Linked DNA regions of Homo sapiens: region 2 is linked to region 1. Evidence: chromatin contacts called from ENCODE Hi-C or POLR2A ChIA-PET data. All regions are on one chromosome and are shown on one strand. The core of a region is the stretch at or near the end of the contact, and the rest is flanking DNA. Distances in the headings are between cores, read along the strand shown. Region 1 has its middle 14 kb from the start of MDS2. Region 2 holds the start of MED18 (mediator complex subunit 18).

What was found. A loop is a pair of places that touch in the nucleus more often than their neighbours do. ChIA-PET counts read pairs that join two places held with the same protein, here RNA polymerase II (POLR2A). Pooled maps may share reads with other maps.
Region 2: a pooled map shows a loop between it and region 1 (4-fold over the local background). The contact joins the promoter of MED18 here to the enhancer-like site in region 1. A Hi-C loop is called at or near these places in 1 of 50 pooled maps. POLR2A ChIA-PET finds 5 or more read pairs at or near these places in 2 of 52 experiments (AG04449 and activated CD4-positive, alpha-beta T cell).

What each region holds. Positions count from the first base shown.
Region 1 is chr1:23,609,774-23,617,279 of GRCh38, forward strand. No RefSeq gene overlaps it. Among named protein-coding and RNA genes, the nearest start is that of MDS2, 14 kb to the right of the region's middle. RefSeq lists an enhancer at 3,047-3,096. Within about 2 kb of position 3,783, at least 7 of the 41 ENCODE cell types and tissues checked have a DNase peak (open chromatin) inside an H3K27ac peak, as active enhancers do.
Region 2 is chr1:28,324,456-28,331,961 of GRCh38, forward strand. MED18 (mediator complex subunit 18) reads left to right here and starts at 4,585. Exons shown (of 3, transcript NM_017638.3): 1 at 4,585-4,725; 2 at 6,142-6,280. The coding sequence starts at 6,208. RefSeq lists enhancers at 4,619-5,126, 5,127-5,634.

The DNA of each region.
Region 1 (7,506 bases), core at 2,533-5,032:
TGATTAACTCTTCTGAGTCTCTGCTTCCTCATCCGTAAAATGGGAGAATACCATCACCTCCCACCTCCCAGATGCTGCTCAACCTCTAGCCATGTGTGATGATGGAAATGCCTAATTCTGCCCAAGAAAGTCACAGAAAGCTTCCTGGACATTTTTCTATGTCTTTTAAAATCTCAAGAATTTTTATATCTATTATAATGGATAATATTTCATATTGATAATATTTTGAGACATTGGATTAAATATGTTACTAAAATAGAATTTAAAAAAAGATGCTGCTCAAAAATCCTTCTGCTATGCAGCCATCCCAGCCTCTCCCAGAGTTTGGTGGCTTCTCTCCTGCCTTGTCACAGGGTTTGCATGTGTCTCTATTATAGCTTTTATTTTTTTATAGCTCTGTCACCCAGGCTGGAATGTAGTGGCGTGATCTCGGCTTACTGCAACCTCCGCTCTCGGTTCAAGCGATTCTCATGCCTCAGCCTCCTGGGTAGCTGGGATTACAGGCACATGCCACCATGCCCAACTAATTTTTGTGTTTTTTGGTGGAGATGGGGTTTCACCATGTTGGCCAGGCTGGTTCAAGACCTCAAGCAATCCACCCATCTCAGCCTCCCAAAGTGCTGGGATTACAGGCATGAGCCACCACACCCGGCCTGTTACAGCTTTTAGAAGTTATATTGTAGTTGTCTGTTTAGGGTCTGTCTCTCTGACTAGCCCAGGAGCTCCTTGAGGGCAGGAACTATATCTTGGTCATCTCTACTCCTAATTCCTTGCATACAGCCTGGCACACAGCAGATGCTCAGCAGTAATTAATAAAGTGGATGACTACATGTATGTGAAAGCAGTGTGAATTGCAGTGAGAATTTTATTATTCTTCCATACCTGGAGTTCTAGGTGAAAACAACAGGATACATGCCACATAAACCCTGATCAAGGCTCTGGCAGGGAACAGATGGTATAACCAAATGGGTAATTTGTAAAAAGTTTAATGAAGGGACTACTAACAAAGGTGTGGACAAGGTTTAGGAAAACCAGGGGGAATGGTGCAGTACCCCAGGGCTGGCAGGCAATATGAGGAGCTGTTACCACCTGTGGCCTGAAGGGTGGGGAGGGAGAGGTCACCTGGACCCATGGCCAGAGATGTATGCACAGGGCTGCCTGATAGGAGCTGTAGGCTTCGGGTGAGGGACACAGCCAAGGTGGCAACCCTGTAGGAAGGGGCTGGGGAATAAATACCAGTCCCCACTTGCCACCTGTCCTCTGTCCTCTTGCCTCACCCAGCCAGAAGCCAGAGGGCAATGGGGGCCATTGATGTCACCCACAAAGGTCACCTAATCAAGGTACAGAACAGGTTGAGGAAGGGCAGAGGAGAGTTCTAGAGGGGCAAACAGAGAGATCCAGCATGAGAAAGAACATAATACCCTCAGGATCTTTAAAGGACTTCTGGATATGCTTATAAAATACAATAAATGCTGGGTGCAGTGGCTCATGCCTGTAATCCAAGCACTTTGGGAGGCCAAGGCGGGTGGATCACGAGGTCAGGAGATCGAGACCATCCTGGCTAACACGGTGAAACCCCATCTCTACTAAAAATACAAAAAATTACACAGGTGTGGTGGCACACACCTGTAATCCCAGCTACTCGGGAGGCTGAGGTAGGAGAATTGCTTGAACCTGGGAGGTGGAGGTTGCAGTGAGCCAAGATCGCACCACTGCAAATCCAGCCTGGGCAACAGAGTGAGACTCCATTTCCAAAAAAAAAAAAAATTAGCTGGCTGTGGTGACACACACCTGTAATCCCAGCTACTCAGGAGGCTGAGGCAGGAGAATTGCTTGAACCCAGGAGGCAGAGGTTGCAGTGAGCTGAGATGGCATCATTGCACTCCAGCCTGGGAGACAGAGTGAGACTCCATTTCAAAAACCAAAAAAAAAAATACAATAAATGGCCATACACAACAATAATCATTAGCACTTAAGCACCTACTGTGTGTCAGGTGCTGTGCTAATCCATTTTCCAGTTGTGGAAACTGAGTCTCAGAGAGGCTAAGCAACCTGCCCAAGGTCACACAACAGGAAGTAGCATAGCCAGGACTGGAACACAAGTGGGCCTCAAAGTGCAGGTTCTCATCACCTGGTAGCAACTACCTATTGCTAGGCACTATTTCCAATCCAACAAAGCTCTACAAGGTCAGTGTTTTTTTCCAGAAACTTAGAGAGGTCAGATGATTTCTCCAGGGCCACACAGCTCATAGGGGGTGGGGGTAGGGGCAGGGAAGCAGGGTTGGAGAGTTTGCCATTAGTTGGAGCAGGTGACTGGCAGATTGCACGGTGGCAGCCTCAGGGATTTTTTTAGCCCCAACGGGTGGAGCCACCTCTCACCAGGTGCCTCCCGGAGTCACTCCCCAGCTGCAACCACAGGATTTAGACTTTCAAAGCTGGGCAGGGCCCTCAGCATCCTCTAGGCTGCCTCTTGCCTGTGACTTTAAAACTAATAATAATGATCGCAGTCAGCCATGGCTTCCTGAACCCCTGGTGTACTCATTCATTGTCTTTCTCTACATTGTCGCTAATCTGACCACAACTCTCCTTTAGGATTGTACAACATCTACAGGCAGGTATCATGGGCTGCTCATTTTGTAGAAGAAGTCTGAGGCTTAGAAGGCAAATGACTTGTCCACGATCGCGAGGCAAGTCAGACCCTTCAGAGCCAGACCCTGACCCCAGGGCAGTGTATGCAGCTTAGAGCACCGATCCTGGACCTGGAAAGGCTGCATCCACATCCCCAATTGCACCTACCAGCTGTGCTGACCTTGGACAAGTCATTTCTCTGCATCTTAGTTTCCTCATCTATGAAATAGGAACAGCAATAGCATCTGCTTCATCTGGTTGTGGTAAGGATGAAATGAATGATAATACATAAAGCACTCAGAGCAGTTATTAGAAACACACCAAGGGCTTTATAAGCATTGTATCCTGGAGTCCACTGAGCTTTCCAACCTTGTCTGAGGAGGCTCTTAAAATTGCTTCTGTGTGACCCTGGCTTTCATAGTAATCAACTGAATGGTTCCCACCAGGGCCATGCACTATGCTTCACAGGCCATGCTTGCCCCATTCAGCCCTCACCATCACCCTGTCCCCATTTTGCAGACAAGGAAACTGAGGCCCAGAGAGGAGTTATGACCTGCTCAGGCCTCCACATCTCAGAAACTGCAGAGCCAGGGGGACTTCTCCCAAGTCGAAGCTGGTAGTCCCCCCCTCCCAACCGCAGGAAACCCAGATTGTTATGATTACTGGTATTGTTGTCCAAAACAATACTGGAGACGATGACAATACAACAATCATGGAGGGTGCTTATTTCCACTGGCTCAACAATTATCCCAACGCCCATATGGAGGGGGCCTGGGGCTTCAAGAAGAGGCTTCTCGAGGCAGGATGAACAAACAAGCAGTGAAAAGCCTGCAGCTGGGCCCCAGGTGCTGGAAGAGAGAGTGGGGCAGGAAGCGGGCAGGCCATTTCTTTCCTCTTCTTTCTTATTTGTTTGAGAAGCAACTTTACTTTCTAAATCGGTCATTGTCACCCGTTAGCCCCCGCCCCACCTGGGCCAGGGCCTCTGGTGACGGGAGCTCAGGAGGAAGCTCTAGGGGGCAGGAGGGATGAGGGTGCGAGGTGGGGCAGGGCCTGGGCCCAGCTGGACATGGGGGCTTCTTTCCTGCAGGGGCCTCATAGGCCACCTTCAGGTGACCTGGGCCTGGCAGACAGTACCTGCTGGAGGTGTGACCTGAGTCCTCCAGGTTCAGCTGCCAGTGGGGAGGGGAGGGAACCCTCATCAACAGGGAAGTAGCTGGCACGGTGGTCAGGGGCCTGGCTCTGGAGTCAGACCCATTTGGCTTCCACAGTCTGTCACCTCGGGCAAGTTACTTCACCTCTCTGAAAATGGGATGGTTTGTTGTGAAGATTAAAAATAATGAAACCACATGACACATGGAAAGCATTTAACACGTTTACTAGCACTTAAGCACATTTACCACTGGAGATTTACTTAAGAAGCCAATAGGTATTGGGCATTTACTATGCACCAGGCACTTTTAAAGCATTCTACACGTATTAATTCATTTATTTGGCACAATTAACATTCTTCCCACTTAACAGATGAGAAAACTGAGGCACACAGAGAGGTAGAGTTCCTCACACAGGGGCAGATCCAGGCTTGGCAGGATGTCAGTAAAGGTTATACAATACTGAGGGCGGGGGGGTCTCTTTAAATAATGAAGTACAAGGCCATGCCAATGAGGGACCCAGGACTTAAACCTCACCATCCTCACCTTAAATCTCCCTCTAAGCTCTGCCGCCCTGCTAGGAAGTGGTAGCAGAGGCCAGGTGGCTAGCTCCAGAACCCGTAAGAGTTATAAGCACTATTGAGAGTACACGAGACAGTCACTGCAGAATGCCACACAAATAAGAGGCAGCACTTCCATTGCATGTACCATGGGCTACACACTCATTTAACCCTTCCAGGAACCTAATGAGGGTGGCATATTATTACCACGCCCATTTTACAGATAAGGAAGTCAAGGCTCAGAGCGGACCAATGGTTTGCCTGAACGCACAGTGCTAAGGAGTGGTAGACCAGGATTCCAGCCCAGGCAGCCTGATCTCAGGGGCCACCTGTTTAGCCACTACAATAACTGTCACCTCGCTCATGACTGGGGCTCAGCACCTTCCTCTCACCTCCCCTTGCAGGCTCTCCCATCTGTTCCCTGACAGCAGCTTGGGGTGTGGACAAGACACCCCTGCTTTGGAGTCAGAGATGCCTGGATACTAATCCTCACCCTGTTGCTTGCTCGCTGTGTGTCCCTGAGACAGTCTTTTCCCATCTCTGAGCCTTAATTTTCTCATCTGTAAAATAGGAATTGTGCAATTTATAGGGTGGTCATGAAATGCAGATACATCAATTATTATTTTATGTGTTTTGTAACATACTATCAATAAGCCATGTATTTAAGTAAGTAAGTTGCCTTTGGATACCACTTCATAGGGTGGCTTGGAGAGTCAGAGTAAGGCGAAGAGTCTGGCCCATATTAAATGCTCAGGACCGGTAGAGATCACCATGCTGGGGACAAGGGGACAAGTCATTTGTGAGGAGTCAGGGGAATGGAGAAATGGACAAAACCAGATGTTGGGATGCCTGCATTCTGGAGGGATTTCTACCACCAGCTTGTGGTGTGACCTTGGACAAGTCACTCCCTCCTTTCTGAACTCAGTTTCTCCATTTGCAAGTTGTAGGCATCGCTCCTCACTAATGCATGAATGAAACTGTCTCTAAGGTCCTTAAGAGACTGAATTTCTGGGTAGGAGCACAGGAGCATCTTCTGGGTCTCTCTGAGGGCTGCTCCCATGAAGTCTCCCCCCTACTCTTGGGGTGCTTTTCATGGCTCCCACTCTTGAGACAAACAGGAGGGTTTGCAGGGAACTCATACATCTCATCTGCTCCAGCAGAACCACAGTGCATGGCTCAGCTCGTGGGCTCTGCAACTGGATAGCCTTGATCTAATCTGTTTCTCACCTGTAAAATGGAGATGAAGATAATATAATAGATGTCCTTATCCTGAGTTCATAGAGGAGGAGACGGAGGTTCCAGGAGGCACAGGACTTGCTGGAGGTCATGGCTCTCACCTTGCCCTTGTCCTACTGCCTCTGGCCCACCCTTCTACAGATATGGGCTTTCCCTATGGGAATCCCAGCTTCCTCTCCCCATCCTAGAGGATTGGGTCACATTGTCTTTTGCCCTCTGCCTGACATCCTGTCTCTCCTCTCTCCCCATCTGGCAAACTCATCCAGTGGAGGTGGGCCAGCCCTGGTGTCCCCACTTACGAGCACGGTGACCCTGAGTAAGCCTCCCACCCTCTCTGGGCCCCATCCCCTCCCCGACGTCACAGGAACAACGTGGAAACGCTTGGCACACCCAGTGCCTGACCCATGGTGAGTGCTCATGAAATGTCATCTCAAATGTTGTCTCCTCAGGGGGCTGCCCTGGGGCCTCCATGTGGACCAAATTTCTCTGGGCTTGCAAAACCCAGTCCCTTCAGCACTTATCACCCTGTATCATAACCATCCACCATCAGGTCTGTATCCCACGCATCCTCAGATCCCTGTGTCTTCTTTACATCCACTGTGTTTGGCATAGGGACTGATACAAAGGAGGCACTCAGTTAAAGATTGTTCAATGAGTGAGTGAATGAATGAATGAATAAATGAATAAATGAATGAATGGTGCCTGAGTGGTGCTACATTGCACCGGGGTAAGCATTTCTCAGTGTCTCTCACTCAGCCTTCTCTGTCACCCTATGGGGTGGGTGTTCTGTCATTGCCCCCATTTCACAGATAAGCAAACAGACTCTGCTGGGGGAGGTGGCATAATCAGTGTTGGTGAAACCGGGTCCCAGAGCCTTTCCATGTCAGGTGAGGGTGGGTGGTTGGAGCCCAGAACAGTGAGTGTGAGTGACCCCTTCCAGAATTTGCCTTTGACCATTACCTCCTTGTAGAACTTCTCTCCTCCCTCGAAGACGCTGCTTCTCCCAGAACCTCTCTCATACCCCTCAGTCTCCTTCCCAAGTTCCAGCCAACCCTTGAATATTAGTGTTCCCCAGGGTTCTGCCCTCAAGCCTCATTGTAAACTGAGGCAGGGCTGGAACCTCTTTTGTCTGCCCGGCATATTTTTCCAATCTTCTCATTTCCTGTCCATGTGCTCTGGTCAGGTATCCCTCACAGGGCCCCACCCACTGGGAAGGCAAGTAGGCCAATTACAGTGTCCCATTTTCCTTGATATACAGTGATTGGTTTGGGCCTGGGCATGTGATACAAGCTGAGCCAATCAGAGCCCTCCCTGGAACTTTCGATGGAGCCAGTGGCGAAGCTTGGCTCTCTCCTGAAATGAGAGCTGGTAGGATGTAAACATTTGAGCATCTTTCCTGGGACTGGAGAATGCCTATCTGCCATGGGAGAGAAGGCCCATTCTTTTTTTTTTTTTTTTTTTGTTTGAGACAGAGTCTCACTCTGTCACCCATGCTGGAGTGTGGTGGTGCGATCTTGGCTCACTACAGCCTCCGCCTCCCGGGTTCAAGCAATTCTCCTGCCTCAGCCTCCCAAGTAGCTGGGATTATAGGCACTCACCACCACACCTGGCTAATTTTTGTATTTTTAGTAGAGTCAGGGTTTCACCATGCTGGCCAGGCTGGTCTTGAACTCCTGACCTCAAGTGATCCGCTTGGCTCAGCCTCACGAAGTGCTGGGATTACAGGCTTGAGCCACCATGCCCGGCCGAGAAGCCCCATTCTTAAAGAAAGGCAGAGACAAACAGAACTGACTGATGGGTGTGATGGGGAGATAACCCAATGTCATCACTGGAAACCCTGGATCCAGCAATGCCCGAAGTTTGACTCACCCTTGAAACTCTAAGATAAAGGGGCCACTACGTTTGTAGTATCGTTTTTCTTTTTGTTTTGTTTT
Region 2 (7,506 bases), core at 3,335-5,834, 4.7 Mb after region 1:
CTTTTAAATATTCTAGGCCAGGCATGGGGGCTCACACCAGCAATCTGGGAGGCCCAGGTAGTAGGATCACTTGAGGACAGGAGTTTGAGACCAGCCTGGCCAACATGGTGAAACCTGGTCTACTTAAAGAAAAAAAAAAAAATCAGGCGGGCATGGTGGCATGCATCTGTAGTTCCAGCTACTCAGGAGGCTAAGACATGAGAATTGCTTGAGTCTGGGAAACAGAGGTTGCAGTGAGCCCAGATTGTGCCACTGCACTCCAGCCTGGAAGACAGAGCAAGACTTCTGTCTCCAAATAAATAAAAATATAAATAAATAAATATTCTAGTAGCACCCTGTAAAAATAAGCTGGGCTCAGTGGCTTACACCTGTAATCCCAGCACTTTGGGAGGCTGAGGCAGGTGGATCACCTGAGGTCAGGAGTTCAAGACCAGCCTGGCCAACATGGTAAAACTCTGTCTCTACTAAAAAATAGAAAAATTAGCCAGATGTGGTGGCGGGCGCCTGTAGTCCTAGCGACTGGGGAGGCTGAGGAAGGAGAATTGCTTAAACCTGGGAGGTAGAAGTTGCAGTGAGCCAAGATCACGCTACTGCACTCCAGCCTGGACGACAGAGCAGGACTCCGTCTCAAAACAAAACAAAACAAAACAAATAAATAAAAATAAATAAACAAGTTAAATTAAATGTAATAAAATATTTTTATTTAACCCCAGTATCCAAAATATTATCATTTCAGCAAGTACTCTATATAAAAAAATATTGACTTGGTGTTGTGGCTCACACCTATGATCCCAGCACTTTAGGAGGCCTAGGCAGCAGAATTTCTTGAGCCCAGGAGTTGGAGACCAGCCTGGTCAATATAGTGAGACCCTGTCTCTACAAAAAAAGGAAAGAAAAAAAGGCTGGGGCTGGGCACGGTGGCTCACGCCTGTAATCTCAGGACTTTGGGAGGCCGAGGCAGGCAGATCACCTGAGGTCAGGGGTTCAAGACCAGCTTGGCCAACATGGTGAATCCCATCTCTACTAAAACTACAAAAATTAGCCAGGCGTGGTGGCTCACGCCTGTAATCCCAGCTACTCAGGAGGCTGAGGCACAAGAATCACTTGAAACTAGGAGGCGAAGGTTGCAGTGAGCCAAGATGGCGCCACTGCATTCCAGCCTGGGTGACAGAGTGAGACTGTTTAAAATATATATATATATATATATTTATGTGTAGATATACATTTTTATATATGTATATATATGTGTATATATGTGTATATATGTGTGTGTATATATATATATGTGTGTGTGTATATGTGTATATATATATGATTCCTCACTTCAAGATGTTTACAATCTATCCAGGGAGATAAGCCATGCACAAAATACATTCACAGATCCAGTGACTCCCCCGAAAAATGAAAAAAATAATTTTGAAAAAATGAATTTAAAAAAGAGTGAAAACAATAAAATAGAATGCACCTGTAATCCAGCTACTTGGGAGGCTGAGGCAGGAGAATAGCTTGAACCCAGGAGGCGGAGGTTGCAGTGAGCCAAGATCGCGCCACTGTACTCCAGCCTGGGCAACAGAGCAAGACTCTGCCTCAAAAAAAAAAAAAAAAAAAGGCCGGGCGCGGTGGCTCATGCCTGTAATCCCAGCACTTTCGGAGGCCGAGGCGGGTGGATCACGAGGTCAGGAGATCGAGACCATCCTGGCTAACACGGTGAAACCCCATCTCTACTTAAAATACAAAAAATTAGCTGGGCGTAGTGGCAGGCGCCTGTAGTCCCAGCTACTCAGGAGGCTAAGGCAGGAGAATGGCGTGAACCCGGAAAGTGGAGTGAGCCGAGATTGCGCCACTGCACTCTAGCCCGGGCGACACAGCGAGACTCCATCTCAAAAAAAAAAAAAAAAAAAGCTAATAACTACTGCTTATTAAATGCCTACACGCCAGGCATGATGGCTCATGCCTGTAATCCCAGCACTTTACGAGGTCAAGATGGGAGGATGGCTTGAGGCCAGGAGTTTGAGACCAGCCTGGGTCTCACATAGTGAGACTCCGTCTCTAAAAAAATTAATAAAATTAAATAAAAATAAAAGAAAATAAAAATATTAAGTGCTTACAATAAGCCAAGCACTATGTTAAATGCTTTATAACCATCTCATTTGATTTTGGCAAACTCCTTTGAAAGTACTATTATTATCTCTATTTTACAAAAAAAGGAAGCTGAGGCTCAGGGAGGGGAAGTGAATGCCCATGGTTGCACAGCTGGGTAGTGGCAAAGTACAGGGGTGGGCCCCATCCTAAGCTCTAGGCATCATATCCTTATCAGAGAAACCCATCCCTGTAATCTCCAGGCCTCCTTCAGGTATTATCATATTGTTTACCCATTTTCTGTCTATCTCCCCTACCTTTTTAAAAAAATTTACCCTTCTTTAAAATACCAGCTAAAATCTGGGTAAACCCTATGGTGCCTCAAATGACCTGTAATTCACTGGACTTTCTATGCTGCAATTAGTGTCTGTATAGGAAAAGAGAGGCCAAAGAAGTTCACAGCCTCCTCTAATCATTACAGCACTTGAGAGCTGGTCACTCTGCCCAATCTTGTGAATCACCAGGTTGATCAGGAGGCACATCCTAAACCCTAGGGCATACGCAATCCTTGTCAATCTTCTTTTCCTACTTAGTACACTCTTTCACGATGATCTCATTCAATGTCATGGCTTTTAGCTACCATCTATGAGGCTATGGTTTTGAAATCTCTATCTGTAGCCCATTTCTCTCCCCTGAACTTTGCCATTTGGGTGTCCCACAGACACCTGATGCTCAGTGGGTCTACATATGAACTCATCTTTCCTGTCTCACCCACACTGCTCTGTGTTTCCTAGCTTAGAGAAAAAAAGTGCTACGATAGCCACCCAAGACATCTGTGACTCCTTCATCTCTGTCTTTACCTCTGGTTAGTCATTAAAGAATTATTTTCCATATATATATAGAGGACAGAGTCTTGCTCTGTAGCCCAGGCTGGAGAGCAGTGGTGCAATTTCAGCTCACTACAACCTCTGCCTCCTGGGTTCAAGCAATTTTGGTCTCTTGACCACCTGAGCCACCTGAGTAGCTGGGACTACAGGCGTGTGCCACCACACCCGGCTAATTTCCTCTTTTTACTTTTTTTTTTGAGCCGGAGTCTTGCTCTGTCGCCCAGGCTAAAGTGCAGTGGTGCGATCTCGGCTCACTGCCAGCTCTGTCTCCCAGGTTCACACCATTCTCCTGACTCAGCCTCCCAAGTAGCTGGGACTACAGGCGCCCGCCACTACGCCCAGCTAATTTTCTGTATTTTTAGTAGAGACAGGGTTTCACCGTTAGCCAGGATGGTCTCGATCTCCTGACCTCGTGATCCACCCCCCTCGGCCTCCCAAAGTGCTGGGATTACAGGCGTGAGCCACCGCGCCTGTCCTCTTTTTACATTTTTAAAATCTTTTTCTGACATTTGTTTCTCAGCTGGAGTTGTACCAAAGCGCCTAACTGGTCGTTTTTCTTTAATTTTTTTCCAGACAGGATCTCCCTCTGTTGCACAGGCTGGAGTGCAGTGGCGCTATCTCAGCTCACTGCAACCTCTGCCTCCTGGACTCAAGCAATCCTCCCACCTCAGCCTCCCAAGTAGCTGGGACTGCAGGTGCGAGCCACTACGTTCAGCTAATTTTTTGTATTTTTTGTAGACACAGGGTTTCACCATGTTGTTCAGGCTGGTCTTGAATTCCTGAACTCAAGCCATCTGCCCGCCTTGGCCTCCCAAAGTGCTGGGATTACAGGCCTGAGCCACCGTGTCCGGCCTGGTCTTTTTTCTCTAGGCTCTCTCCTTTCCCAAACTTTTCTCCATGTTGTAGCCAGGGTTCTTTTAAAGCTCACATGTATTCTTTGGTATGGCACTGCAGAGTACTCCTGGATCTGGACCTACTCCTTTTCCAGACTCTTTTTTTTTTTTGAGACAGAGTCTCTCTCTGTAGCCCAGGCTACAATGCAGTGGCGCGATCTCGGTTCGCTGCAACTTCCGCCTCCCGCGTTCAAGCGATTCTCCCACCTCAGCCTCCCTAGTAGCTGGGATTACAGGCGCGCGTCACCATGCCCGGCTAATTTTTGTATTTTTAATGGAGACGGAGTTTTACCATCTTGGCCAGGCTGGTCTCGAACTCCTGACCTCAAGTGATCCGCCTGCCTCGGCCTCCCAAAGTGCTGGGGTTACAGGCGTGAGCCACCGCGCCCAACCCCTCAGTTCTTTTTTCTTTTGAAACCCACTATAATCTCTGTAAGTCCTATCAGTTCCAAGAGACTTTCTACACAAATACATCTCCAGGTTGTCAAACCTAAAAAGATTTTCCTAGAGCATGGCCTATGACGTCAAGGATCCAGGTAGCGCCCGGAGGAAAGCGCCAAAGGAGGCCGCCATCTTTCATACAGCAGCCCGGAATTTTGCGCATGCGCCTCTGATTGTCTGTCCGCAATGAAGCTCTTCGGCCTTCTCGGCACCCATACGTTTGGGAACGGCAGTTTCGAGGTTTGTGAGACGTCGGCTTCCGACCGGAAGTGAGAAGAGGAGGAAGTTGGCTGGTTGCACCGATCTGGGGGCTTCCCGGGCTCGGGTAACCGGAGTGCTGGTATCTAATCGTCGCTCAAAAGCTCCTAGGTGCGCGGGTGGATATAATTCCCGGCTTCTCGAGAAGACACTACAGCCTCAAGGAGGTGTGCTTCTAGTGTTTAATTGGATACGTGTTATGGATGCCGGCTTAGAAGGACCTATATACCATCATCTTAAAATAACTTCCCCTTGGCTCTCTCTCTCTTTTTTTTTTTTTTTTTTTTTTTGAGACGGAGTTTCGCTCTTGTTGCCCAGGCTGGAGTGCAATGGCGCGATCTCGGCTCACCGCAACCTCGCCTTCCGGGTTCAAGCGATTCTCCTGCCTCAGCCTCCTGAGGAGCTGGGATTACAGGCGCTCGCCACCAGGCCTGGCTAATTTTTTGTATTTTTAGTAGAGTCGGGGTTTCTTCATGTTGGTCAGGCTGGTCTCGAACTCCCAACCTCCAGTTGATCCGCCGGCCTCGGCCTCCCAAAGTACTGAGATTACAGGCGTGAGCCACCGCGCCCGGCCTTGGCTCTCTTTAAAAGGCATTTTTAGGCTAGCCGCAGTGTGGTCTCCCGCCTGTAGTAGTCCCAGCTACTCGGCTTGAGCCCAGGAGTTCGAGGTTATAGTGAGCTAGGAACTCCCCACTGCACTGCAGCCTGGGCTACAGAGCGAGATCCTGTCACCAAAAAAGAAAAGCGTACGGGGGAAGGCATTTTCAGAGAGATAGAACGCCTAGATGTTAGTTTGGTCCAAACTCTGCTACCAACTTGCTGTGTGTATCCTTCTGTCCCTCTCCAAGTCTCAATATCCTCATCTATAAAACGAAGGTCCCTTAAGTCACTTTTTCAGTTCTTCTGAATTTTGTTGCCTCTTTATTATCTCGTTTGAGCCACATAGCCTTGGGAGTTAAAAATCACTGGCCTTTGGCCGGGCACGGTGGCTCACACCTGTAATGCCAGCACTTTGGGAGGCCGGATCACCTGAGTATCACCTGAGGCCAGGAGTTCGAGGCCAACCTGGCCAACATGACGAAACCCCGTCTCTACTAAAAATACAAAAAAAATTAGCTGGGCTTGGTTGCGGGCGCCTGTAATCCCAGCTACTCGGGAGGCTGAGACAGGAGAATCGCTTGAACCTGGGAGGCAGAGGCTGCAGTGAACAGAGATTGCGCCATTGCACTCCAGCCTGGGCGACAAGAGTGAAACTCCGTCTCAAAAAAAAAAAAAAAAAAAAATCACTGGCCTCATTTTATAAGGAAGACATTGAGTCCCAGGGTGAGGGGTTATAGATAGGACTTTCTCAAGATTGCACAGGTAATGTGGAGGTTTCAGAACTTGAGACTAGAAGGTAATGCTGTAACTCCATGACCAGATCTCCTTTCTATATTTCTGTGTCATCAGTTCCTGGAACTGGCCATATAAGGAAATACTCAAACGTTTTTGAATGAATGAATCTTTGATTTGAAGGCCAGTGCCACAACAGATCTGGTCTCTCTCCACCACTTTGATGTATAAACAAGTGAACTCTTTTCCAGGTATATCCCGTGCCTTACCTGACTGGGGGCTCTGAGTCCAGTTGTGTTGTCTTCAACTTAGACACCATGGAGGCACCTCCAGTCACCATGATGCCTGTCACTGGGGGCACCATTAACATGATGGAGTACCTGTTGCAGGGTAAGTGAACTAGGGAACTTGGATTACCTGTTTTCCTCTTCTCTGTTCAGCTTCCCTTAAGATGAGAGACTTAACACAAAAGCAGCCTGCACAGTTTCTGGCACCCAGCTATGTTTTTAACTGTTACTTTAAATTATAGTTTTATATGCACTAAACATACTAAATTTGCCATCTTGGCTGGGCATGGTGGCTCACGCGTATAATCCCAGCACTTTGGGAGGCCGAGGTGGGCGGATCACGAGGTCAGGAGATGGAGACCATCCTGGCTAACACAGTGAAACCCTGTCTCTACTAAAAATACAAAAGAAATTAGCCCGGCGTGGTGGCGGGCACCTGTAGTCCCAGCTACTCAGGAGGCTGAGGCAGGAGAATGGTGTGAACCTGGGAGGCAGAGGTTGCAGTGAGCCGAGATCGCGCCACTGCACTCCAGCCTGGGCGACAGAGTGAGACTCTGTCTCAAAAAAAAAAAAAAATTGCCATCTTAACATATTTAAGTGTACAGTTCTGTATTGTTAAGTATATTAACATTGTTAAACAACAGATCTTTAGAACTTTGGTTTATTGTGAGTAGCTTGAAAAAATACTTAGTACAACTTTTTATTTCTTTGAGACAGAGTCTCAATCTGTCACCCAGGCTGGAACGCAGTGGCACAATAACAGCTCACTGCAACCTCTATCTACTTCCCGGGTTCGAGGGATTCTTGTGTCTCAGCCCCCCTAAATAGCTGGGATTGCAGGCGTGCATCACCACGCCCAGCTAATTTTTGTATTTTTAGTAGAGAGTTGTGGTTTCATCACGTTGGCCAAACTGATCTTGAACTCTTGCCCTCAAGTGATATACTTGCCTTGGCCTCCCAAAGTGCTAGGATTACAGGTATGAGCTGCCGCGCCTGGCCTAAAATACTTAAGTTTTTCATCCTATAAAACTGCAACTCTATACCCATTAAACACTAATTACCACTCCCCTCTATGCCAAACCCTTAGCAACTATCTTTCTAGGTCCTGTTTCTCTGATTTTTTTTTTTTAAGATGGATTCTCACTCCGTTGCCCAGGCTGGAGCACAGTGGTGCAATCTTGGCTTACTGCAGCCTCTGCCTCCCAGATTCAAGCGATTCTTCTGTCTCAGCCTCCTGAGTAGCGGGATTACAGGTGTGCACCACCATGGCCAGCTAATTTTTGTATTTTTAATAGAGACAGGGTTTTTCCATGTTGGCCGGGCTGGTCT